Regions from separate parts of the Homo sapiens genome. Here all the other regions are linked to region 3. Evidence: chromatin loops called from intact Hi-C (ENCODE). Cell type or tissue: PC-9. All regions are shown on one strand. Each heading gives the region's core, and the rest is flanking DNA. Links, peaks and the distances in the headings are about the cores only.

Region 1 (6,301 bases), core at 855-5,854, 230 kb before region 3:
GACAAAAGATCTGAATAGTAATTTCTCAAAAGAAGACATAAAAATGGCCCATCGGTATATAAAAATTACACAACATTAATAATCAGGGAAATGCAAAGGGAAACCACAATGAGGTATCATCTCACCTCAGTTAAATTGGTTTTATCTGAAAGACAAGGAATAGCAGATGTTGGCAAGATTGTGGAGAAAGGAGAACCCTTGTACACTGTTGCTAGGAAGGTAGGTTAATATAGCTATCCTGGAAAATGACATGGGAGTTCTTAAAAATACAAAATATAGAACTACCATAGGATCCAGCAATCCCAATACTGGGTATATATCCAAAAGAAAGGAGATCAATATATTAGAGAGATAGCTACAGTTCCATGTTTATTGCAGCGCTATTCACAATAGCCAAAATATGGAATCAACCTATGAGGCCATCGATGGATACAGAACATGTGGTGTATTTACACAATGGAATATTATTCAGCCATAAAACAGAATGAAATCCTGTCATTTGCAGCAATATAAGTGGATGGAACTGGAAGTCATAATGTTAAGTGAAATAAGCCAGGCACAGAAAGACAAGTATCACATGTTCTCTCTCATATGTTGGAGGTAATAAAGGTGATCTTATGAAGATAAAGAGTAGATTGGTGGTTACCAGAGGCCATGAAGGGCCAGGGTTGGAGGAGAGGAAATAAAGTGAGGTTGATTTATATGAACAAAAATATGGTTAGATTATGGAAACAAGACCTGGTGTTTGATAAATCAGTAAGGTGACTAAACAATGATCTGCTGCATATTTCAAAATAGCTAGAGGATAATAATTATTTCCAGTATAAAGGAAAGACAAATGTTTAAGGAGACAGATATCCCACTTACCCTGATCTGATCAATATATATGACTGTATCAAGATATTACATATAACCTCAAAATATGTACTTCTTATGTATCAAATATTTAAGAAAATTTGAAAATTCTAAATTGAAAAAAGTTAAATAAAAAATTCTAGAAGTAAACAATTCATAAGTTTTTAATTGCATGCCATTCTTAGTGTGATGAAATCTGACACCCTCCCTTATCTTTCTGCTCTCTCCCACCTGGAACTTGAATCATCCCTTTGTTCAGAGTACTCACCCCATAGACTCTACCTGCTTGCTAGTCACTTAGTAGCCTCCTCAGTTTTCAGACTGACTGTGGCAGTATCACAATGCTTGTGTTCAAGTAACCCTTGTTTTAATTCATAATGACCCCAATGCACAAGAGTAGTTATGCTGGCATATTATTATAATTGTTCTATTTTATTTTTGTTGTTGTTAATATCTTACCATGCCTGTTTATAAATTAAACTTTATCATATGTATGTATGGATAGAACAAACATAATATATATAGGGTTTGGTACTATCTGTGGTTTCAGGCATCCACTGGGTATATTGAAACATATACATTAAGGGTAAGTGGGGACTACTGAATATGCATTTTTTTATGGGATACTCTTGAAACTCTAAAATCCATGAGGAAGGAAAGTAAAGGATCCCCATGTTCAGAATCCTAACCACAATGATATTCTATAGGTCAAGATAGTTGGGGCAGGAGGTCTTCATTAAATCTGGAAACAGTCTGAAAAACTAGCTTCTGTTGTGCCAAGGGATGGGGATGTATCCAGACATTGGCCCCGAGTGACCAGAATGATCTTCAGCTTGGTGTGTACATTGTAATTTAACCCAGAATTAGTTCTATCAATCTTAAATATATGATCAGCAGCACAGCCACTGAAATTTTACTAGATTTGGAAAGAAACCACAGAGAAAAACCAAGGTTCTATCTAAAGTTGTTCTTGAAGTCTTTCAGAAAACCTCCAACTTGCAATGATATAAGACGCACTTTCTGAATCTTGGACACAGTGAGGACAGTGAGGGTTAAGCTGCAGAGACCATGCCTTATGTAGAAAATTCTCTCAGTAACACCTGATCAATACTTATTCTTCTATTAGTTCAGCTGCTATTTATTAAGCACTCTTTCCATAGCCAGGGATAAAAACAATTAAAATCTGATTTTTGTTCCAATTGAGTGCCTAATTTTGTTCCTAATCTTGATATTTTTAAGTATTTTATATGTCCCTAAGAATAACCTACACTACAAGTAAGTCGTATATTCTCAATATTTTTATTCTGTATGTGCTGTGAAATTTGTAAGATCTTGAAAGATTTTTAAATGCTTTGAAAACATGTTTCATATTAGTAAAAATATCATACATTCTCTTCTATAAAGCATGGCACTTTAGAGATGTGCTTTTTGAATTCAGGCACCTTTCAGATTTTTTGCTTTTACTCAGTTTGAAGCTACTTCGTTACCAAATAAAATATTTCCCCCATGTTTTGAGATGCTAGGTTTCCATGCTGTGTATATAGTCAGTGCAATCACTACCAAAATACCAATGACATTCTTCAAAGAAACAGGAAAACAATCCTAAAATTTCTATGGAAGCACAAACAAGAAGGAGGAGAGTAGGAGGAGGAAGAGGAAGAGAAAGGATATGTATTTACACATACAAAGATGAAAAAGCATGGACACAAATCACTTCAATATCAGACATACATATGTTCATAAATGTATGCTGAGGTTGATAACCACAATTTTCCTTAACTGTTTACCCCAGAAACAAGATTCTGGAGGTCAGTAGATGGAATCAAACTGGCAGATATGTTTTCATTTATTTATTTATACATGCACGTAAACTTGAATTCATACTTTAAAATTTTGACATTTTACATAAAATTTATTCTTTCTGACTTTTCATATTATAAATATCAGAAGTCCTAGTAGCATGAGGCCAACCTTTGTGCATGACTACAGAAAACTGAGTTGGGAAGCAGTTTAGTGTCTGGCTGTAATGACAGGGCATGGAGTCTCCAATTCATACCATCCCACCATTCTTTAACATTCTTAAAGCCTGGGAGGCTTTCCAATTTGTAGCTTATATTTAGCGTATATATAAAAACTATATTTTTAGCTTATATTTAGCTTATATATAAAAACTATATTTTTAATGTCCGAAAAGTAGTCTTATATATAACATCCATTCATAATTGACTGTGTTCCAATAATCCCAAAAGGTTGAAAGATTTATTCCGAATTGGCTGTAGCAACTCTTTCAGGTGCAGTTAAATAGGGAAGAAAGAATGCTGATAGGGCAGTTGATGGGAACAGGAACCCCCCCAGATGACCTGCTTCTTCCTTCCCAGGGAGGGCTTCAGGGTGCTGGTCAACGAAACTGATAGGAAGCCCTGGGACCTTTGTCTTTCACTTCTCTGTGGATTTTTTTTTTTTAGGGGCCCGAAGCAGGTGGCTAAATTTAACACTATCTAGGGAAATGTGTGTTAATCTATCCTAAGAGAGATGTGATTGTCTTTAACAATCGTTCTCAAATTTTAACAAGCATCAGAATCACCTGGGAGGGCTTTTTAAAACAGATTACTGGGCCCCATTTCCAGAATTTCTTATTCAGTGCATGGGGTGGAGCTGAATAACTGGCATTTCTAATACGTTTCTCAAGAATGTTCATGCTGCCAGTCTAGGAACCGAGTTTGAGAAACACTTGCCTATTGACATCTGTAAGGAATTTTTTAGATTCTTCTGGACACTGTAAATGCTATATTTATTCAGAAAAGGTCAATGAAGGTAGCACCTGCTAGCAAAGCTCTTGATGGTATTCACTTGGCAGAAGCTGAATTCATGAAGAACTACAAATAATTATTAGCCTATACTACCACCTCTTACATTTCTGCCCCAGTCATACCTCCCATGAGAATCCATACACTATGTATAATATTGTAACAGAACAAACGACCAAGAAAAATAGAGAAAATACTTGAATCATCATTTTCTTTTTCGTAAGAGGCCATATCTTTGATTTTTTTAATTGGAAAGGATCTTTGAAACCACATGGTGGCAGTGTAATCACATGAGTGACAGTCTCATGGCGCCAGAGTTGAGTTTCTGAACCCACTATATATTAAGAGATAATTCTGAAAGCTAAGCATCTGCGATTTCGGCGTAAAAATTATTGGCCTGTAAAGTATAAATGACAAGTTGTAGTCATATGCCTCTACAAAAGGCTCAAAGCTTTCAATATTTTTACAATGCCTCGGACAGAATACATTTTTTCCCTTTGCTGTTTCATAGTCACAAGAACAAGCAACAGATCATTTCATGCATGAGCTATGTAACAAATTCAATCCAAAATAACTCATGCTTCAGTTTATTAAATTACTGTGATAGCAGATTCACTTCTACACTTTAATCATTTTTGATAAGTAAATTTATTTTTTTCTTTAGTATTGCTTAATTTTAGGTATTTGCATGCTCCATGTTTCTCACAACCAAGTAAAATTGAACTTCCTCAGATTTGATTACTAAAGTATCTACTTAGGTCCTTCCTTTCTAAAGTGAGGTTTTTAACGACAGCAATGAATCTTTGGCTGATTTTATTTTGGCTGGTTGACTATTAGTCTGTGCTGTAATCCAGATAGTTCCAATGTAATACAACATACACAGAATTCTTAGATGAACAGAGTGCGGTTCAAGTGCAGGGCATATTTAGCTCTTCCACTCCTTGTCATATAACAAAACATTCCACACCATTTGCAGAAATGGCAGTTTCCTGTAGGTAGGAGGGCTGGTTTAATATTAAACATTGAAAATTCTCCCTTATTTGCATTTTGATATAGTGCTTTTGGTCACCCAAGGAATAGAAACCATCAAATAAGATCTTTGCAAGTGCCAATAGCTATGGATGTCAACAGAAGAGAACAATTAATCCAGAAGCCTCCCTTGCAATAAAAGATTTCTCAGGTCCAGTTTGCTGACAAAATCTACCTTTTCCAAAGGTGATGGTTCTTCAAGACACCAGTACACAGACTTCAAAAGAAGAAGAAGAGGAAGAAAGAAGAAGAAGAAGGAGAAGGAGGAGGAGGAGGAAGAGGAGAAGGAGGAGAAGGAGAGTAGAAAGAAGAACAGAAGGAGGAGAAGGAGGAGGAAGAGCAGGAGGAGGAGAAGGAGGAGAAGGAGAGTAGAAAGAAGAACAGAAGGAGGAGAAGGAGGAGGAAGAGGAGGAGGAGGAAGAGGAGAAGGAGGAGGAGAAGGAGGAAGAGGAGGAGGAGGAGAAGGAGGAATAGGAGGAGGAGGAGAATGAGAAGAAGAGTAGGAAGGGAAAGAGGAGGAGGAGGAAGAGAAAAAGGAAGAGGAGAAGGTGGAGGAGAAAGAGGAGGAGGAGAAGAAGGACAGTAGGAAAAGGAAGAGAAAGAAGAGGAGGAGGAGGAAGAGAAGAAAGAGGAGAAGGAAGAGAAGGAGAAGAGTATATAGAGACAAGGAAAGAGGAGGAGGAAGAGGATAAGGAGGAGGAGAAGGAGAGTAGGAAGAGGGAGAGAAGAAGGAGGAGGAGGAGAAGGAAGAGGAGGAGAAGGAGAGTAGGAAGAGGAAGAGAAAGAGAAGGAGGAGGAGAAGGAGAAAGAGGAGAGTAGGAAGAAGAGGAGGAGGAGAAGAAGGAGGAGGAGAAAGAGGAGAAGGAGGAGGAGAAGGAGAGTAGGAAGAGGAAGAGAAGGAGGAGGAGAAGGAAGAGAGTAGGAAGAGGAAGAGAAGAAGGAGAAGGAAAGTAGGAAGAGGAAGAGAAGGAGAAGGAAAGTAGGAAGAGGAAGAGAAGGAGGAGGAGTGTAGCAAGAGGAAGAGAAGGAAGATGAGGAGGAGGAGTGTAGCAAGAGGAAGAGAAGGAAGATGAGGAGGAGGAGGAGAAGGAGCAGAAGGAGAAGGAGAGTAGGAAGAAGAATAGAAGTAGGTGGTGGAGGAAGAGGAGAAGAAGGAGGAGGAGAAGGAAGAGGAGAATGAGGAGGAGGAGGAAAAGGACGAGGAGAAGGAGGAGGAGGAGAGTAGGAAAAGGATGAGAAGGAGAAGAAGAGGGAATAGGAGAATGAGGAGGAGGAGGAAAAGGACGAGGAGATGGAGGAGGAGAATAGGAAGAGGACGAGAAGGAGGAGGAGTAGGAGGAGGATGGGAAGGAGGAGGAGAAGGAAGAGGAGAATGAGGAGGAGGAGGAAAAGGATGACGAGAAGGAGGAGGAGAGTAGGAAGAGGACGAGAAGGAGGAGGAGTAGGAGGAGAAGGAGGAGGAGAGTAGGAAGAGGAAGAGAAGGAGGAGAAGAAGGAGGAGGAGAAGGAGAGTAGGAAGATGAAGAGAAGGAGGAGGAGGAGAAGGAGAGTAGGAAGAGGAAGAGAAGGAGGAGGAGGAAGAGGAGAAGGAGGAGGAGAAGGAGATGGAA
Region 2 (6,301 bases), core at 848-5,847, 410 kb after region 3:
AAGAAAAAGAAAGTATAGTATACATGTTTATTTCTGTCATATGCAATTTTCTATGCACTTTTAACCCTGTGTGGTGCTAAAGCAAATATCAATGACCTAAATTATCTAGGTAGAACTCTGTTTAAGGCAAAATTGTACATTTGAAAAATGCTTTCATTGATGTCCCTTATTTTTTGCTACTGCTCTGCTGAATTCTAATATCCTCAGCCCTCTCCAAACCCTCATGATCTCTGAGGTAGTGTCTCATATTGTGTCCTCTGGCATAGCCTAAGACCACCCCCAAAACTCATTTGCCATGTTTTTCAAACTTTTAGGACATATATACTGAATTATACTAATATGTTAACTAAAAGATATGTCCCACTTCCACTTTATATAAAATACCCATAAAAACTTAACACAATTTTCTGGTAGGCCTTAAAGGCATGACTAATCACAGGAGTTTTCGGCACCATGGCACCGCAATGGGCCTTTCAGCTCTCCTTAAATGACCCTCTATAGGGAGCTGCCTATCCCTTTTGTAGAGTTAGCACTGTCTCCAGGAAAGGAAACCATCATACAGGCGATGGTTAAAAACAAAAACGAAACCAAAACAACAACAAAAAACCCAACAGTCATCACTGACCCCTGTCCCTTAGCAAATTCTTTCAGGATATATAATAAGCCAAAGGTGCCCTTTGCTGAATTTTTACTACTGAGCTCTGCATGGTTCTCCAGTGAGTACTGTGTAACTACAAAACAACCTTACTTTGGTTTTATAGCATCTAATCCCAAGCTTAGAAAGCCAGCAGTTTCTGTAATTCAATGCACCATTTTCCTTTACTAAATTTTGCATTGTGTTATTACACTTGTTTGTTGAGTCCCTTAGGATATATGGATTAAAATGGCTATTAGAGTAACTTTCATTTCTATTTAATTGAAAGTTGCTGGTCGGACAAGTGTTCTATGTAATTGTTCACATGGGATGTTAAAAAAAAAAAATCCATACTGTATTTTCCCAGACCTAAGCAGATCTGTAGGATTTTCTTCAACTTTGATATGTACTTTTTCCCCAAGCCAACTCTGAACTAAATGACCTCACCAGTTTAGTTAAGCTCTAACCTGGAAAAGGTTTTGCTCTTGAGATTCTTTTGTGAGTTTAAGCCTTTCTTTTCAAATTGATTGGTGGATGAGAAATTTGAACATTCAAGTCTCTATGAGGAATGATTTTTTTTAAATCAAATAACTCTAATTTCATATGGCTCTTTGTAATAACTTTTTATAATGTCATTCATTCTATCCATTGTTCCCACTTGTTTTCCATTTAGAGAATGAAATTCAGCATTTGTTAAAATGAAGTACCCGATAAACAATTATACTTAATGTGTATTTTCTCTTTTTCTGTCTCTTAGTGTATTGAAGTTATGGATTCAGACAGAATCTCTTTGCGAATGTGGACAGCAGACTGCACTCTGTCTTTTCATGCTGTCATATTCCTTTGTTGATATCTCTGTTTTAAGATGAGTTTGCCCCATGCATCACCAATTGTCTTTTGTTTTCACCCTGTAGGGAAGACTGGGCTAATCCATATGTCACTATGAAACTTCAGGCCTCTCTGTTTGACAGGTAGCAAGCCTGACAGCAATCTATTGAAAATGCATTTTAGACAGCAATCTATTGAAAATGCATTTTAGGCAATCATTTTTCCAGTCTAATTTACTCTTAATAAAATGACTTTGAAGACAAGAGGTCCACTCTGTGTTGGTTTGTTTCTTTCAGATAATTACATTTTGAGAAAGACACACTGACAGTTTTCACAAATACAAGATGATGAAATTCCCTTGGGAATGAAATGAGATAGCTTCACAATAAATAGCATCTTTTAGCCTAAGTGATCCCAAAGCACTTTGGCAACTGTGGACATTCATGTGACTCCCCAGGCGAAGAGAAGCAGCCAGACGTTTATCCAAGTCCTACAGCAAGACACATTCTATTCCATGCAATGGAAAAACACAGCACTAACCCTCCCCCCATGCACACACATCTTTACAAAATAAGGAATATTTCTGTATTGTATGTATATGTATGTGTATGTTACAATTGCTGGCAAAAGACTACAAATACATATGCATACAAAATATAAAACTGTATACATAAAAGCAATAGCATCAAACTATTTTTAACATGGCTTCATTTTAAAAATTCACTTGATGCTGCACATTTATTCAGAAATTGTTTTTTCTCCCTCCAAAGAAAATAATAATAATAGTTAATATCTACTGTCCCTTTATCCACATTCTGTTACCCTCGATAAGTCATTAATCAGATCTCCAAATTGAAAGAACAACTCCTTATAGAATTTACCTCACATAACATTTTGATTACATTTTGCCAAATGGATACATAATCATCCAGTAAAGAGTGTTAATTTATAAGGTGGGTGGTATTTTTTAAGCCATTACAATTTTGCTAAAATTTTAAAAACCCTCAAAGATTCTTAAACTGTATCATCAGGACCATCAGCTATTAATTATGTTGATTGAACAAAAACTGTCTATTCTACACTTAAAACATAATACAAAGAAGATACATTTGTTTTAATAACTTAAATGTTCATCTATGTTATTTTTGCTATATCAATAATAATTAGATTTTAAAATGGAAGAAAAATACAATTACATTTTAAAATTGGGAAAGAATGGTTAATTTTACTTCTCTGTTTAGCTAGGATACTGAATTCATAGATTCATTTTTACTTATATTAATTATCATTTTGATAAAAGACAGCAATGGTATTGTTATTCTTGCCAAAATGAAGTTCAGTAACAGAACCTTAACACTGAGAAAAGAACAGTGAAGCAAACATGACTGAGTGAAAATGACTGAGTCCCTGGGAATATTCGTGTCCCTCATTTAGCTCTTTAGCACGATTCTAAAGAGGAAAAAATAAAGACCTTTTCCCAGGAAAGGTTTCTCTCTCTCTCTCTCTCTCTCTCTCTCTCTCTCTCTCTCTCTCCTTCCCTCTCTCTCTCTGCCAATAAAAAGCAACACCACCACAGATTCTGGGAAGTTGGTGTATGAATTTTCATTTGTTGAACTTGCACCGGAGGCTGTGCTAGTCTCAGAATAGTGGAAGGTTTGGATTTCTCCCCCTCAAAATTCGAACTAATATTTAAAATATAATGTTTTGGTGCCATCTGGTGTATAAATTGCAGGTTTGCAGCTTCACTTAAGCATCTAATAAAATGCTTCTGAGGAAGGACAAAAGAAAAAGCCAGAAGAATGAAGAAATTATTAATCTTCACGTGTCACAAATAATGTGAAGCCAGTCACAAGATATGCTGGGAATTAGTGGTTACGAGATGGAGGAGAGGCAGAAGTCAAGGTGGAGGGACGAGGGAATGGGAGCAAGTGGTGTTGAAGCCAAACTAGCAAGAGCTCAAACAAGGACAGAGCAGCAGTATGGGCCTCATGTATCAGGAGGGCCACACATTGTTGTCTGAGTCAAGGTCACAAGCCTAAAGCATCTGAGCCACCTGAAGTCTATCTGGGCAGCTGGACTCCTTCTGGGATCCGTGGAAAGGTGGGAAAGGTCAAATCTTAGGGGCCAAAGGTCATTTCCAGCAAATGACTCTGGACAGCAGCAATTGGTCAGAGTCCGTGAAGACTCAGTTTTCCCAGTGGAAAATAATTGAGGCAGAAATTGAAAAATTGGGGTAGAGTATTGGCAGGAACTGAGTTGAAGGGTCAAAGCTAAAATTCCATTGCCAAAAATCTCTGGGGATTCAAAAGTACCTCAACTCAAAATTCATGTGCTTTCCCGTCATCAATCAAACCCTAAAACAAATAAACAATTAAACAAATAAACAAACTGTTCCTAGTCTTCCTTTTTCAAAGATGGCAAACTATCCAGTTTCCAAGCCAGAAAAATACAGTCTCTTCATGGCATTGCCATTTCTCATGTCCCATATCTAGCCAATCCCAAAGTCTTGTTGATTTCTCCCCTTAAATAAGTTTTGAATCTGCCCATCTCCCATCACTGACACCACCTGGTTTAAGCAACAACTCTTTCACCTGGTTGACAACTTCCTGATTTCTCCACCACCTTCCACTTCTCCTACTTCTAACCTGCTCTCCATAGCATGGTCAGGGCTGTAGTTTCAAAATGCAATCTGATTATGGTGCCACTCTTACTTAAAATGTTTCTGTCACAACCCCCCTCCCTTAGGATAAATGCCAAATTCTAACATGTACTGCAAGTCTCCACATGATCAGGCCTCTATTTTTCTAGTCTGTACTCTGCCTTGCCCCTGTGCACTCAGCTCTAATCACTGTGGCTTTCTTCACAGCCCTTTCTTCCTACTGCAGGATCTTTGCATATGCTACTTCTGCAGCCTAGGCCTTCCTCTCTTCCCACTGCATCTAGTTAACTCCTATTCATCTTTCAGAACTCAGCTCTAGATCCATGATTCTCCCTTGCCTTTTTAAGTAAAAGCCCCAATCTTAAATTTTAATAGCTCCAAATTGTTGCGGGAAGTCAGGGACCCTGAACGGAGGGACCAGCTGAAGCCATGGCAGAAGAACACAAATTGTGAAGATTTCGTGGACATTTATTAGTTCCCCAAATTAATACTTTTATAATTTCTTATGCCTGTCTTTACTGCAATCTCTGAACATAAATTGTGAAGATTTCATGGATACTTATCACTTTCCCAATCAATACCCTTGTGATTTCCTATGACTGTTTTTACTTTAATCTCTTAATGCCATCATCTTCGTAAGCTGAGGAGGATGTATGTCACCTGAGGACCCTGTGTTGATTGCGTTAACTGCACAAATTGTTTGTAAAGCATGTGTGTTTGAACAATATGAAATCTGGGCACCTTGAAAAAAGAACAGGATAACAGCAATGTTCAGGGAACAAGAGAGATAACCTTAAACTCTGACCCCCTGTGAGCCAGGTGGAACAGGGCCATATTTCTCTTCTTTCAAAAGCAAATGGGAGAAATATTGCTGAATTCTTTTTCTCAGCAAGGAATATCCCTGAGAAAGAGAATGCATCCCTGAGGGTAGGCCTCTAAAATGGCCACTTTGGGGGTGGCTGTCTTTTACGGTCGCAGCTAGCTATAGGGATGAAATAAGCCCCAGTCTCCTGTTGCGCTCCCAGGCTTATTAGGACGAGGAAATTACCACCTAATACATTTTGGTCAGACCAGTTGTCTGCTCTCAAACCCTGTCCTGATAAGATGTTATCAATGACAATGCCTGCCCGAAACTTCTTTAGCAATTTTAATTTCACCCCGGTCCTGTAGTCCTGTGATCTCGCCCTGCCTCCATTTACCTTGTGATATCTTATTACCTTGCGAAGCATGTGATCTCTGTGACCCACACCCTATTCGTACACTCCCTCCCCTTTTGAAAATCACTAATAAAAACTTGCCAGTTTTGCGGCTTGGGGGGCATCACAGAACCTGCTGACATGTGATGTCTCGCCTGGACACCTAGCTTTAAAATTTCTCTCTTTTGTACTCTGTCCCTCTATTTCTCAGACTGGCCAACACTTAGGGAAAATAGAAAAGAACCTACGTGAAATATCGGGGGTGAATTTCACCCAATGTCTGGCTGAATTTCCCCCCATACCAAATTTCTCTCATTTGGGCAAAAATCACTCTTGCAATTTTATTCTTAGAAATCATTTGAATATTTATCTCCCCCACCAGAATGTAATTCTTATGAAGACAGAGACTACCTATATTTTGGTTCATTATTATATATCCTGGGACTAACACAGTGCCTGAATTAATAAATACCTGATAAGAAGGAAGAGAGATAGGAAGAAAACAAGGAAAGAATGAAATGTCAGGAAATTATAAAAACTGTTACAATAGTAAAAGCTAATTTTTTCTAAAACTCAATATATAATTAAAAGTTTTCTTAAGAAGATCATCCTGAACCTTCTTTATAATCCAATATATATTGTAAATGCCCTTCTATAATCCTAACAGCTAAAGGCTCATGTAATGTAGTAGTTAGGCATGGCGCTGCTCAGGCCAGACAGCCAGAGGTCCAGTCACAGCTCCTGTGCTTACCAGCTGGAGATCTCAGCCAACTTACCTTCTCCTTTCTAATGCTCAATTCCTTATGCATAAAAGAGGAATAATAGTTCCTGCCTTACAGAGTTGAGAGAAACAAATCAGGTAGCTCAAATGAAGTATTCAGTAAATTCTCAAGCAATACCAGCTTTTATCATCCTCCATGAGTGAACCCTGTTGTAACACCCTATCACTCATGGCCATCAAATCCAGACACATTTCCTTTGCCT
Region 3 (6,301 bases), core at 524-5,523:
ATTTTTAGAAATTAATGTCAATCTAATGCAACAAAAATATATATCCTTTGATATCTATATAAATCTACAAAATCTTTAACAAGAAAGACTGCCAGCTTCTTTTACCAATAGGAATGTACCTACAAATCATAGGAGTGTCCTGCAAAATTTTAAGCAGGACTTGGTCTCCGGCTCCAAGAGTAATCATTTAAATTCAATTAAAAAAATCATAGTACATGAAAATTTCAGAAAGCCATTCGTGAATAATACAGCCCTGGAATTTGCATTTGTCTTCCTCCAACTCCCCAAGCAGAGAGATGGTTAAAAATGAATTTTGTAGTTGAACTCTAGGAATGTCAGATCTCAGAAACAACAGACAAAGAAACTCTAATTAGCTGTGATGAATGTTGATTATAAGCGTGGATATAACAATGATTACAAAAGGAAAAAAAAAATGATGCATTGGTCCCGTGTATCAAGTATAGTTGTGTAATCAGAGAAATTTAATCACAGCAGGCAAATGTGATATATTTGTATTTATACAATTTTGTGGATTCACTGGCAGAATTGTCCTCAGAAAATACAAAAGCAATAAAAGCATTCCTATTTTATATGCTTTATCTCTAAGCCATTTAATTCTTGAAGGTCTTTTTTTTCTTGGTCATTTTTTTACCTCCTCCCCAAATCCCACAGAAAACTCATTTTTGTGGGATGTCACAGCAAAATACTCAGTACTATTACCTTATTAGAGTGTTCTTTTCAGTCTGTCCCTAGTTGATTAGGATTAATAGAAGACACATATGCTCTCAGGGAAAAATAAGCTGTTTTATCTGAAATGTTTGATTATAAGACGCGGCCCTTCATTTGAGTTTCTGAAAGGGAACAGGATAGAATAGCTATGTCTAAAGATGAAGCCATGAACAGCACTAGTGCTGTCAAGTTCTGTGACATTAGCCAGAGCTTTGCTGGCTCATGAATAAGTTCTCAAATATAAGAAGTCATGTGGTCAGCTGAACTCCCATAAAAGATCTAGTAACCTGTTAGGAGGTCATAGAGTTTATCTTGAACAAGAGTCTGGCTAGGAGCTTGCTGTCTTTTGATTTTCTGATGAAGTGATGGATGAGAAGAAGAGGTCACCCAGGCAGTACAAAGCCAAACCACGCCAAAGCAAAAAACCTCACAGAAACCTTAGCTGGCCCACATTATTCGCAGCAAGAGATTTCTGCTTTGCACTGATTACTCATAAAACCTTTTTCCCTGAGCAAAATTTATTTTTTGCTACTGTTGTTCTATAATTAGGTGTTTTTGCTGGAATTAGAAGCAAACGTGAAAAAACCGTTCTCACAATGCATTTGAAAATGGCATCTGAGTTATCATTGGTGAAGCTGAATTAAACTACATAATTTATCATTATGACTGTATACCTGTGTTTGCCCTGGAAACTCCACTTAAGTATAATAAAAAAGAGAAAAAACATGAATCATTAGACGGTTACACACACACACACTCCTTATACATTAGTACTTTGTATAGTTTCTTTAACATCTGTATATAATGATTTTTCTATATTCAACCTGATAGAATGCAAATATATTCATCCATATAATAATGTTACCTAAGATATTCAGAACTCCATCATCCTACAATTTAAACTGCAGAAAAGTTTCTCTTTGATAAAAAGTGAATCTTGGTACAAATATATTGTAAATGGGAAGAAAACATACCCAATTTTCACCTTCATGTACTAAAGAATCTCAATCTGATTTCTAATTCCTTTTTGTGAGCATATTCATAAAAGAAATTAGATATCATTCTTCCTCCCCAAGACACACAAATAAACCACATCTATTTGAATAAACTTTTGTACTTGACCTGGGAGTCCAAATGCCTGTTGGGACAAGGCAGTCAACAGAAATGAGTGAAGCAGGCACTAGATGCAAATGACCAGTCTACACCATGAGTGGTGGGCAAGAGTAAGATTGTCCACAAGAAGAAAGCTGGCCTAAGATTGTCAGATCTTCTGCTATGTTAAGAGAAGCTGTAAATTTTATATAAAATCTCTTTTTTTTAAAAAAACAGGACCTTGCTCTGTTGCCCAGCCTGGAGTGCAGTGGCACAATCATGGCTCACTGCAGCCTCATCTCCAGAGCTCAAGCAGTTCCCCCACCTCAGCCTCCTGAATAGGTGGGACTACAGAAGCACCACCACATCTGACTTTTTTTTTAAGTGAAGATAAGTTCTTGCTATGTTGCCCAGGCTGGACTTGAACTCCTGGCCTCAAGTAATCCTCCTGTCTCAGCCTCTCAAAGGGCTAGGATTACAGGCGTGAGCCACCACACCTGGCCCTGAAATCTCTAGATATAATTTGGATGTGTATACCCTCCAATTCTCATGTTGCAATGTGACCTCCAATGTTGGATATGGGCCTAGTGGGTGGTGTCTGGGTCATGAGGGTAGATCCATTATGAATGGCTTGGTGGCATCTCGTTGGTAATGAGTGAGTTCTTGCTCTGGCAGTTCATGTGAGAGCTGGTTGTTTAAAAGAATCTGGGATCCCTCCCTTCTCTCTCTTGCTCCTTCTCTCACCATGTGATATGCTTGCTCCCTTTGGCCTTCTGCAGTGATTGTAAGCTTCCTGAGGCTTTCACCAGAAACACACGCTGGCACCACGCTTCTTGTATCGCCTGCAGAGCTGTGAGCCAAAATAAACCTCTTCTTTATAAATTACCCAGCCTCAGGTATTCCTTTACAGCAACATAAAATGGACTAATATGTCTGCTAATTTTTAAATGTTGGCATAATTTATACGAACCAAACAAAGCATTCTTTGGGCTGATTTGGCACACAGGCTGATAGTTTGCAAACTGTTCTGTACTACGGCTGCTGTCTGTATTATCAAGTCCAGAGGGTAAACTTCAGTGACAGGCTATGGCCAGAAAGGGGCGACAGAGGGTCACAGAACCAAACCAGGCCTATTAGATTCATACTCCCAGCTGCCACTGGGAAAACCTGTCCTGGGTATGGGGCGCTCCCAATTAAATCAAGCCAAATCAATAAGTTGGAGGTTGCTGGATACGAGGCAACAAGTAGAGAGAAATTAGGGTGAGGGGGAGATGCCAAGGAAACCAGGTTGTTTCAGAGGACACTGGTGAGCTAAGGGGCCCAAAGAAAACTGTTTTTTCAAAGACGATCAGATATCAAATAATATTCACAAAGGGAGAAATGATGAAGTTTCAGGAACAGCACTGAGAATGAATGAGCTCTTACAATGTTTATGCAAAAGTCAAAATCTTCAAGCCACCTATCTTGGCTTCTTAAAATCACCAGAATGGGCCCCAGAAAAAAAGGGCCTAATAGAACATGTGCCTCTGTGAATAATTTAACTAGTGTCACAGCAAGTACATATTTTGCTAGCTGATAAATTAATAAAGGAACAAACAAGTTTTGTAGTTTAAGAGTTGGTATAAATTATTGTGCAGAAATGGCAACTGAAATGTACAAGAGTCTTCTATAGTAATCCATACTTACTTTACTGTTATCCCTTAGATGTTTAAACATGAAGATAAAAATCAAAGCTCTCAGTTTTATGTTAATGTTTTTCAATACTCTCACCTTTAGCTGCAGAAATATGGCATACATGAAAGAAAAATGGGGCAAAACCTACTATGCCACCTTCAGAACCAACCCATTACATGTGAAGAACATTCTTTCAATAACTTGAGAACCTTCTTGAACCCCAAGTTTCGCTGCCTTGACACTTTGAGAAGGCTGGAGATGATTGCTAGCCCAGAGAACAATGCTCAAAAGTAGGTTCAGCATGAGGTCATCAGGAGGATGTGTTGGGCTGGGTAACTGTATTTAACTTAGAAGATGAGCAAGGGCAAGAACACCACCATGACCACCTCCAAGGTAGAGAAAAATAACTTTGTTTCCTGAAATAATCTGTTATTTAAAGAGCGAATGAGAACTGGGTGTCTGGATTGGGAGGCAAGGCCTGGCCAATAAAAGCAGTAAACAGAAATTGTTACTCTGTCTAGAAAATAGCACCTAGATTTTAAACCAAACTACTTTGCAAAGCCTGAACTATACAGGGAGGAAGGAAACAAAATCAGATTCCCTATGGCCCTCCTTCAGCCAGCTTTAGTTCTCTTTCACAGTTCCAGCATAATATGGTTTTAAGAGTGAATAGTATTCAACACATGCTTTGCATAAGGACTCATGCTTTCTTTACCATAATCCTGGCAGACTTTAGGGTCTACATGTTTCAAAATGGAAAATGTAGCTCAGTGAAGTTGTCATTTGCTCATGGTCACTGAATTGGTAAGCAGAAATGGCAGAGCTGAAACCCAGTAATTCTTTAGATTCTTAGTGTAATGATATTTTAACTGCACTTACATTTTTTATGCTGTGTATGTATATATTCTTTCATGTTCTCCCAACTGTTTGTTATGTTCTTTATCCTGATCAGTCTGATTTCTCTGATCCTGCTGTCATGGGGTAATTGCTCCTCTCTCAGTCGAAGACACCTAATGATGCATCATTTGCTGATCATGATATTGCAGGCCAAGGTTACGATCAACTACTAAGGGGACTTGCTGGCTTGCTTCCCATAAAGTACAGGGCAGTGTGAACCCTGAGGATCTGAGACAGGTCTCAGTTAATTTAGAAACTTTATTTTGCCAAGGTTGAGGATGTGTGCCCGTGACTCAGCATCAGGAGATCCTGATGACTGACATATGCCCACGGTGGTCAGAGCACAGTTTGGTTTTATACATTTTAGGGAGACATGAGACATTAATCATCATATGTAAGATGAACATTAGTTCAGTCCAGAAAGGCAGGACAACTCCAAGCCAAGGTGGAACAACTAAAAGTGGGGAGGGGGCTTCCAGGTCATACATAGGTAAGAGACAAATAGTTGCATTCTTTTGAGTTTCTGATTAGCCTCTCCAAAGAGGCAATTAGCTATGCATTTATCTCAGTTAGCAGAGGTGTGACTCTGAATAGATCAGGAGGCAGGTTTACCCTAAGCAGTTCCCAGCTTGACTTTCCCTTTAGCTTAGTGATTTTGGGGCCCCAAGATTTATTTTCCTTTCACAAAAAATAGGAATAACAACACAAACAAATCCTCAAAATGAAGAAAGTAAATTGTGATACTGTCACAACAATAGAACTGGAGAAAAGCTGGGGGAGTCTAGCACTGAAGACCAGAAGAGATAAAAGCTGGAGTGTTCAAATTTGAAAGAAATCAGTGAATTTCAGAGAAAGGGAAACCGACATGCACATGATAAAAATTAATTTCCATTTCTTGTTTTATATGTCCCTAAAGTAGCATCAGGGAGGAGAAGCAATTTGGCAAATGTATCTTTTGTGTTTAAACATCAATTTGATTTGTTATAGATACTTGTCTTTCAAATATTACATTTTCCATAACTAGAAAAGACTAGAAAAATAAACTTTCTAAACTGTTTATAAGCTAAATTTTATTTTGACTTTTAAAACAGAAAATTTCAGTAAGAGTAAAGATCCATAATAAAAGGAAAAAATAGACACTGTTCTTAATCTTTCATTAACTAAGACCAGGATCTTTCATAAACATAATTAACTAGAATTGGCATATGATAGATCCAAATGTAAATGATCTTCAGTAAAAAGGAGCAAGTAACCAAGAGAAATGTGACTTAGAACATACACCTACACATATAAACACACACATATAGTATTAATATAGCAGGCTAAAAATAGGAGAAGACACTTGCTTTTTGGAAGCTTGGGAAGTGAAAAGTTCCTTTCACCTTTCACCTGCAGCCTCATCTCCCACATGATAGCCACTATGGATCACGATCCATTGTCTGGTGCCCAAAAGCTAAAAGCCAACTAATTACTGCTGATGGTTGAAGAATTCTATTTGGGCAAAGGAAAGTAGTTGGATTGAGATCATTATCCAGTAGCTCACAACTCTTTAAACTGCTGGTCAACCTGCATGTCTTTGAAACTAAACATCTAAAGCCTTTTATAATTGCAGAGAAAGTTTTGGTATAAAATTCAGCTCCTGCTATGTAGGCAGATTAGTTCACTTCTGCATACATGCTAAGTGCCCATCCTTCCAATCTTCTTCCTCCAGCCCATCTCTTTCTAATACCCATTGACACTGTAAATTCCATTCCTGCTGGAGACAGCTGTGGCTATAAAACTTGACTCATGAAAATATTAGTGAACATTTCTATTTTATCTCTGTGCTTTTCTTCCAGTTTCTTTATGCAAACCAAGAACTGGCTGCTTCCTGCCTTTAAAAAGGGAAACCAAAGAATCTCCCCATTTA
Region 4 (6,301 bases), core at 431-5,430, 110 kb after region 3:
AGAGCCTCAACAGCACAGAAGGTAGAGGAAGGAGGAAGTCACCCCTTTTTGCTTCCTGCCTGGTTGAAATGTAACATCTCATCATCAACCCTGGGACTGGGAATTACACTATCACCTCCCCTGGTTCTCAGGCCTTTGGGATGGGACTAAATTGTACCACTGGCATTCCTGGGTGTCCAGGTTCCAGTGATTACATTATGGAACTTCTCAGCCTCCATAATCACATAAGCCAATGCCTCATAATAAATCTCCTTTTGTAATAACTTACTGATTCTGTTTCTCTGGAGAATCCTGACCAATACACACACTGACATAACCAAAGCAACAGTCAGGCAGCACTTTGCAGAGGCTGCTGCCCCCTTCACTTTGCAGAGGCTGCTGCCCCCTTTCTCTGGTGCCTGGCCCTCCAGGTTGTTGTTGCTCCCACTACCATCTGTTGTCAAACACCTAGTCAGTTACACTCACTTATTTTGCCAGTTTGGAAAACTAGGAAAAGCCCATTTATTCGGAATTTGAGTTTGGGATCTATGATTTCTCTATTACTGAAGTCATTAAAAAGTTGTTTGTTCTTTCTAAAAGGCAATCTGGAAATATTTAACAAGAGTTGAAAAGCTATTAGTATTATTTTATATAATAATTTCACTTTAGGGATTTTATTTCAAAGAGAACCAACATGTACCCACTCCCCCCTTAAAAAAATTTACTCATAATAGAGAAAAAAGCAGGAAAAATGTAAATACCCAACAGCACAGAAATATCCAGGTAAACTAAGACACAACAACAGAAGAAACTTCTACGTAGCTATAACAAATGAAAGTAGGTTAGGTGCCTAGTTTGATGAGAATGCACAAAAACAGTTAATGAGAAAAGTTACAACAAGTAAGAAAAACTCCTTAAAGGTCTAGGGATATACAGACAGAGATACGAAGTGAATGTGAAGTGATGTTGACTGAGTTCAATATGTATGAAATATGTTTCACATAAAGGTGTTTAAATCATAATAAAAATGTCTAAAAGGAGGCTATACCTGTGTGCAGCTCCTTATGTTCGTTTGGGGGATTGACCCACATAATTTAAAAAGGTAGTTTTGACTACTTGTTTCTTGAAGACACCCCTTTTAGAGTCCACATAATCCTTTTTGTTTGTTTCTTTTCACTATTTCCACAGCCTGAGAATCAAAAACTTCTTCCCTTCATCAAATCAAAATCTCTTGAGTTTGTTGAAAATGTGTCTTCTCAATTCCTTTAAAATTGGAAAAGATGCAATAACCAATCTACATTCATGTAAAGATATTGCTTATCTTAGAAGCCAGTAACCAAATTCCAATATTCAATGTCTTTACAAGTCAGGGAAGCAGGGGTATATAATGGTTCAAGGCACAGGCTTTGGAACAAGACACACCTGGGTTTAAATCCTGCCTCCAAATCCAAGCCACTTAGCCTTTCTGATTCTCAGCTATCCTGTGTGTTAACAAAGGGGATAATGTTTTTTGTTTCATTAGGAATGTTAGGAATGTAAAGGATCTAATAATTCTGAATTGCTTGGTGTAGCATGTAACCCATAACAAGTTATTATGGCAGTAGTGGTTATTTTTATCAAATCATTCAAGCCGTAGCCTTGCTTTCCTATGAATATTCTGATAAGTCTTAGTTTTCTTACTACAATAATTCTTTTGTCTTCTTAGGGCCTTCTCTAGATTTTTCTTTTTTCCTCCTGCTTTCAAAGGGTGACTTTCACGATAGGGTGGCAAGCATTCTGTAATATTAGCGTCCAACACTGTTAGCATTCTGAAAAGTGAGGCAAAGATTCCATAATAATAACTGTTATGATGAAGGTATGAAAGACCTTAACTTTCAGGAATCTGTTTTACAGAAATGATAAATATTCTAAAGTCTGACTCTGAAGTGGGCTAAAAGAAAATCTAGACCCTGGAAACCATGGTATAACCAGAATTTTTAAATAGATCTTTATCATCACATTAACAAATCAAGTAGGCTATAATTTTGTCCACATACATTCTTTACCTTCTAAGTATTTGGAAAGAAAAGTAACTAGAAAATATAATGTGATATAAAAATATAAGTGCAAAATTATCAATTAAATTTATGTATTTACTTACCATTTATCAAATTCCTGTTTTTAGTGAACTCACAGTAGCCTAACATTTTTTCTTTAATGTTTTAATAAGTAACATACATTACTTTTGCATATGAACTTAAAAATCATTTGATAGATCAATTTTTTCTGTATTAAGAAAAATTAAATGATTATAAAGACTCCAATTGACATTAACTTCCAGTGACTAGAAGAGAGTTGTGACATCTCGTATCACTAACAAGGGTAAGAAGACCCAAGGCCCTTTGGAGGTAAACTTGCTTCTTACATCAAAATGGAAGTATTGGAAGTATCATAGAGATTTTCCCTAAAATTGAAAGGCATGTCCACTTAAATTTTAAAATAATGATAAAAACAACAATGGAGACATTCTGGTTCTTTTCAGTTAATCTTCAGTTTTGTTTGGAGATTTTAACAGAAAATTTTTAGAAGATTAATTTAAGTTTTGTTAGATTTGTGACTGGGAGTAGGGGTGAGTGTTTCCTCCCAAAACAGTGTACTCACCGACAGAGACTTACAGGAGGTAAAATACACTCATTACTACTAAGAGTCAGAAACATGATCGAACACTTAAAAAATATGTGAAACCAGGTATATTTGATACACAAACTAACAACATATTTGTTCTGTGACTGAGTAAAAAATAAAAAGTGACAAAATTTATTTTTGGCAATTGAAAAAAGAAGAGGGAGAATGAGTGCCATCTTGTGGAGAGACCTACACCTACCACGTCCAAGTTCTCTGCCCTAAGCTTTGATTTCTTTTTTTCCATACAAAGCCCATCAAAGTACAAAGATTTTTCCAGACAGACTTTCCTTTGTCTCTACCTACCCTTCTCTTTTCTTCATATAAAGGAAATGCTTTATTTTGTCCAATGGATAGTGCATTGTGAGCTGGGTCAAGGCAAAGGAATACCCCAGGAAAAATCAATACTGTGTCTGACCATTTTAAGGAAGAATTATTCAGAGGGATGTAAAGACATTTTACAATCTAGTATACAATTACCAAAGGAGCAATATTCATTTGAAAAAGGACTGTTCATAAAGGTGAGCAAATAACTTATACACGTGACAATCTGGGTCCCTCAAGAATCTCATCTGTCCTATCACCAGAGAAATTGAGGCAGATTTAGCATTTCCATTTCATAATCATGGGTTCATCAAATAGATGTATTCAAAGCCCCATTCATTTAGCTTGTATTGGCCATATTTAACCTGACGGCTCCATTAGAAAGGAGTTTACTTTGAGTATAAAAGATCATCTGCTAAATCACATAGAAATAATAACTATTTGATTATACTGGTGATAATACTAATGATAATAATAGCAACTATGGTTTATTGAGTACATCGTGACAGGTGATTGAGAGATTATAAGGACCTTCTTAACAACCTTGCAAGATAAATATTACATTATTTTACAATTAAGGAAGTTGAATCTCAGAGAAGTTAGGCAAATTGCTCAAGATCAGAAAGCTAGAAGGAGCAAAGTTGGTTGCAATTTAAATTAAAGGTCAAGACTTTCCTTGACACCAAGTTTACTTTCAGGTCTGAAATTTTTGAGACTTCAGAAGTAACTTCAGTCACAAACATACCATTTTGAAAAATGAAAGCCTTCCAAAATATGGCCTTAAATCCCATTTTAATTATTCTGGCTATGTGCCACTTTCCCAACATCCCAGCCAGGACTAGGATTATGAAAATCACTGTATGCTCCACTGAAAAACAGTTTCATTAGCATAGAATTCAATCTCGTTGTTCTTTGGCAGGAGACAAAAATTACCCTCAATTGTAAAAGCTTGTTAACTAAAGAATGCTTTTCAGTTAACTATATCTTTTCAGCATTCAATAAATGGTAGTTAACTATGAACCATAAAATGATTCAATATTAACCCCTACCTCAAAGCAGAATTTTCCATGTTTCAAATTCTGTATCTGATCATGAAACTATTTTTCATAAGAACAGAAATACCTATATATTAAAATATATATATAAAATTAATTTTCAGTAACAAATTGAAAATGTATAATTCTAGTTCTTTCACCTTTGCTGAAAATATATGTGAAGCCTTGTTTTTGTGGTTGTCATTGTGTCTTTTTTTACATGTGCAATCATCTACCTTAGCAATTTTTAATAATAGAGCACAGTTAGGTAATTAGCATAGGAAATTATTAAAATTATAAATATTATTTATAGCAACAGCATATTTTCTGTTGTTTCTTTACACCAAAGCAAGATAGAAGGATCTCCTTTGAAAAAAAAAAATCTGTAGATACCAGGAAAATGTTAAATTTTGTCTCAAGGTATAGATACCAATACAGACAAATTAGATAATACATTTTTTTAAATTCACACTCTTTTTATTTTATAGTTTTGACCATTTAAACAATTTATTCAGGAATTTCCTGGTGCTTCTTTTTCTCATCTGATTGGCATAGTGATCTTTAACATTTTAGAGTACTGGTTTTCAACTGGTGAGTTACAGACCACTGTAGATATGTGGAATGATTTGTAAGGAATCTAGAATTCCAGTGTGTGAATGTATTTGATAGGTTGGATATATGGTAGGTTATACACTCTAATACATAAACCATACATAGGTAGATACAAATGTTTATAAAATGCATGTTGTTGTTTTAATACAGTGGAAATTCATTTTAAGGTGTATTAGCCTCATCATCATTATTCTGCATATTTTTAGTTAACTACGATTAAACATACAACTATCACAGATGGAGTCAGGTTGAGAAACACTGTACAGGGATGACAGATTTTCTTTTTCCTTGGTGGATATCATTTCAATGTCACCTAGAAAAAGCAAACACATCAGGCTGCCCAGGTATAACTTGATAAAAATAAAAGAGAACAGAAAGAAATGTCATGTATCACCAACTAGAGTGGCACTGCCTCATTTTCTTTTCTATTTCTTCTTCTGAGATGACTCTAAGATCCAGCCAGCTCAAATATCACAATCTAGCTAGTCAAATGTGGTAGTAGTCATTATGGATTAAAATACTCAAGGACTAAGTAGTCCCAATATTTTTTCCATTGCCTTCACACAATGCCCCAAATTAATATTTGGAAGCATTTTAAAATAAAAAAAGAAAAACACCCATATTATCCCCAACTTTTTTCTCCTTCACCCTTTTTGTGAAATCATGGACTTTCAGTTGTTTTCTCCCATTATTCAGGAAGTGATCAGTGAGAAAGTGCCAGAAGAACCAGAGCAGCGGCCACAGTTTGGTTCCGGCAGGAAGGCATAACTGAGCAGCCTGGGCATTTTCAACCAAGGTGCAGAGACCACTGTGCCTTCCTGCTACCATGTGAAACTTCAAAAAGAATCATTTCAACGTAAAAGTTCAGTTGGTGGCTCTGTAGTGAAATAAATTATTTCAGCTGTTACATTTTTGAAGTTACTCTATCAGAATTTTAAATTCTTTTCCATACATCCCCTAAGGGCATGTGAGCTGAACCAAGCCTTCTTTCTGTTTTATGATTTCTAGGCTGACAGGAGTTCACAGCAAAAATAACTTCCGAACATCAATCAAGCTCTGTCCGTCTGCTCTTTCATTCGACATCCTTCGTTTTCATTGTGATAATTTACTCTTTTTACATTTAAAACATGACACCCAATACAAATCACTCATTAAGAAGTTCATACGCAATGCAAACCTTATGAAATGTAGAAAATAGTAGAAACTGGAGGAAAAAAATGAAAGAGCGTAATATACATTCAGTGGAATTATCTCTTATTGTACTTAAAGGGAATAAATACAATTCCAGGATGCTTTTGTACTCTTATTTTAAATAAAGTAAATAAAATGTCTTTAACCAATGTGAAAGGGAGAGAGGAGCCATATTACCAAACAGAATGATCTGGCATAAAAATGGAAAATACTAGGCCGGGTGCAGATGCTCATGCCTGTAATCCCAGCACTTTGGGAGGCCGAGGCGGGTGGATCACCTGAGGTTGGGAATTTGACACCAGCCTGACCAACATGGAGAAACCCCATCTCTACTAAAAGTACAAAATTAGCCAGGCGTGATGGCGCATGCCTGTAATCCCAGCTGCTCAGGAGGCTGAGGCAGGAGAATTGCTTGAACCCGGGAGGCGGAGGTTGCGGTGAGCTGAGATCGTGCCATTGCACTCCAGCCTGGGCAACAAGAGTGAAACTCCATCTCAAAA

Evidence for each region. A loop is a pair of places that touch in the nucleus more often than their neighbours do. Peaks named below come from ENCODE experiments on the same cell type or tissue, not always from the same donor. Only the 100,000 strongest peaks of a DNase experiment are listed, where the experiment ranks them.
Region 1: it touches region 3 in a loop (19-fold over the local background); 13 of 110 quality-filtered maps call a loop at or near these places.
Region 2: a loop joins it to region 3, with 9 times the contacts of the local background. A loop is called at or near these places in 24 of 110 quality-filtered maps.
Region 4: a loop joins it to region 3, with 11 times the contacts of the local background. A loop is called at or near these places in 28 of 110 quality-filtered maps.

The regions. Positions count from the first base shown.
Region 1 is chr3:168,845,120-168,851,420 of GRCh38, reverse strand. No RefSeq gene overlaps it. Among named protein-coding and RNA genes, the nearest start is that of LINC02082, 54 kb to the left of the region's middle. In PC-9, for the core only: CTCF peaks have their summits at 3,746 and 3,953 (motif pointing right); no DNase peak of the experiment used is centred there; H3K27me3 peaks cover 1,035 bases.
Region 2 is chr3:168,208,385-168,214,685 of GRCh38, reverse strand. No RefSeq gene overlaps it. Among named protein-coding and RNA genes, the nearest start is that of GOLIM4, 120 kb to the right of the region's middle. RefSeq lists an enhancer at 534-653. In PC-9, for the core only: CTCF peaks have their summits at 2,967 and 3,168 (motif pointing left); no DNase peak of the experiment used is centred there; H3K4me3 peaks cover 334 bases.
Region 3 is chr3:168,617,674-168,623,974 of GRCh38, reverse strand. LOC105374200 (a long non-coding RNA gene) reads left to right here and starts at 4,656. Exons shown (of 3, transcript XR_001741015.2): 1 at 4,656-6,301. It also overlaps the pseudogene EGFEM1P. RefSeq lists an enhancer at 6,275-6,301. In PC-9, for the core only: CTCF peaks have their summits at 2,729 and 2,933; no DNase peak of the experiment used is centred there.
Region 4 is chr3:168,508,126-168,514,426 of GRCh38, reverse strand. It overlaps the pseudogene EGFEM1P. Among named protein-coding and RNA genes, the nearest start is that of MIR551B, 41 kb to the left of the region's middle. RefSeq lists an enhancer at 1-229. In PC-9, for the core only: CTCF peaks have their summits at 2,617 and 2,821 (motif pointing left); no DNase peak of the experiment used is centred there.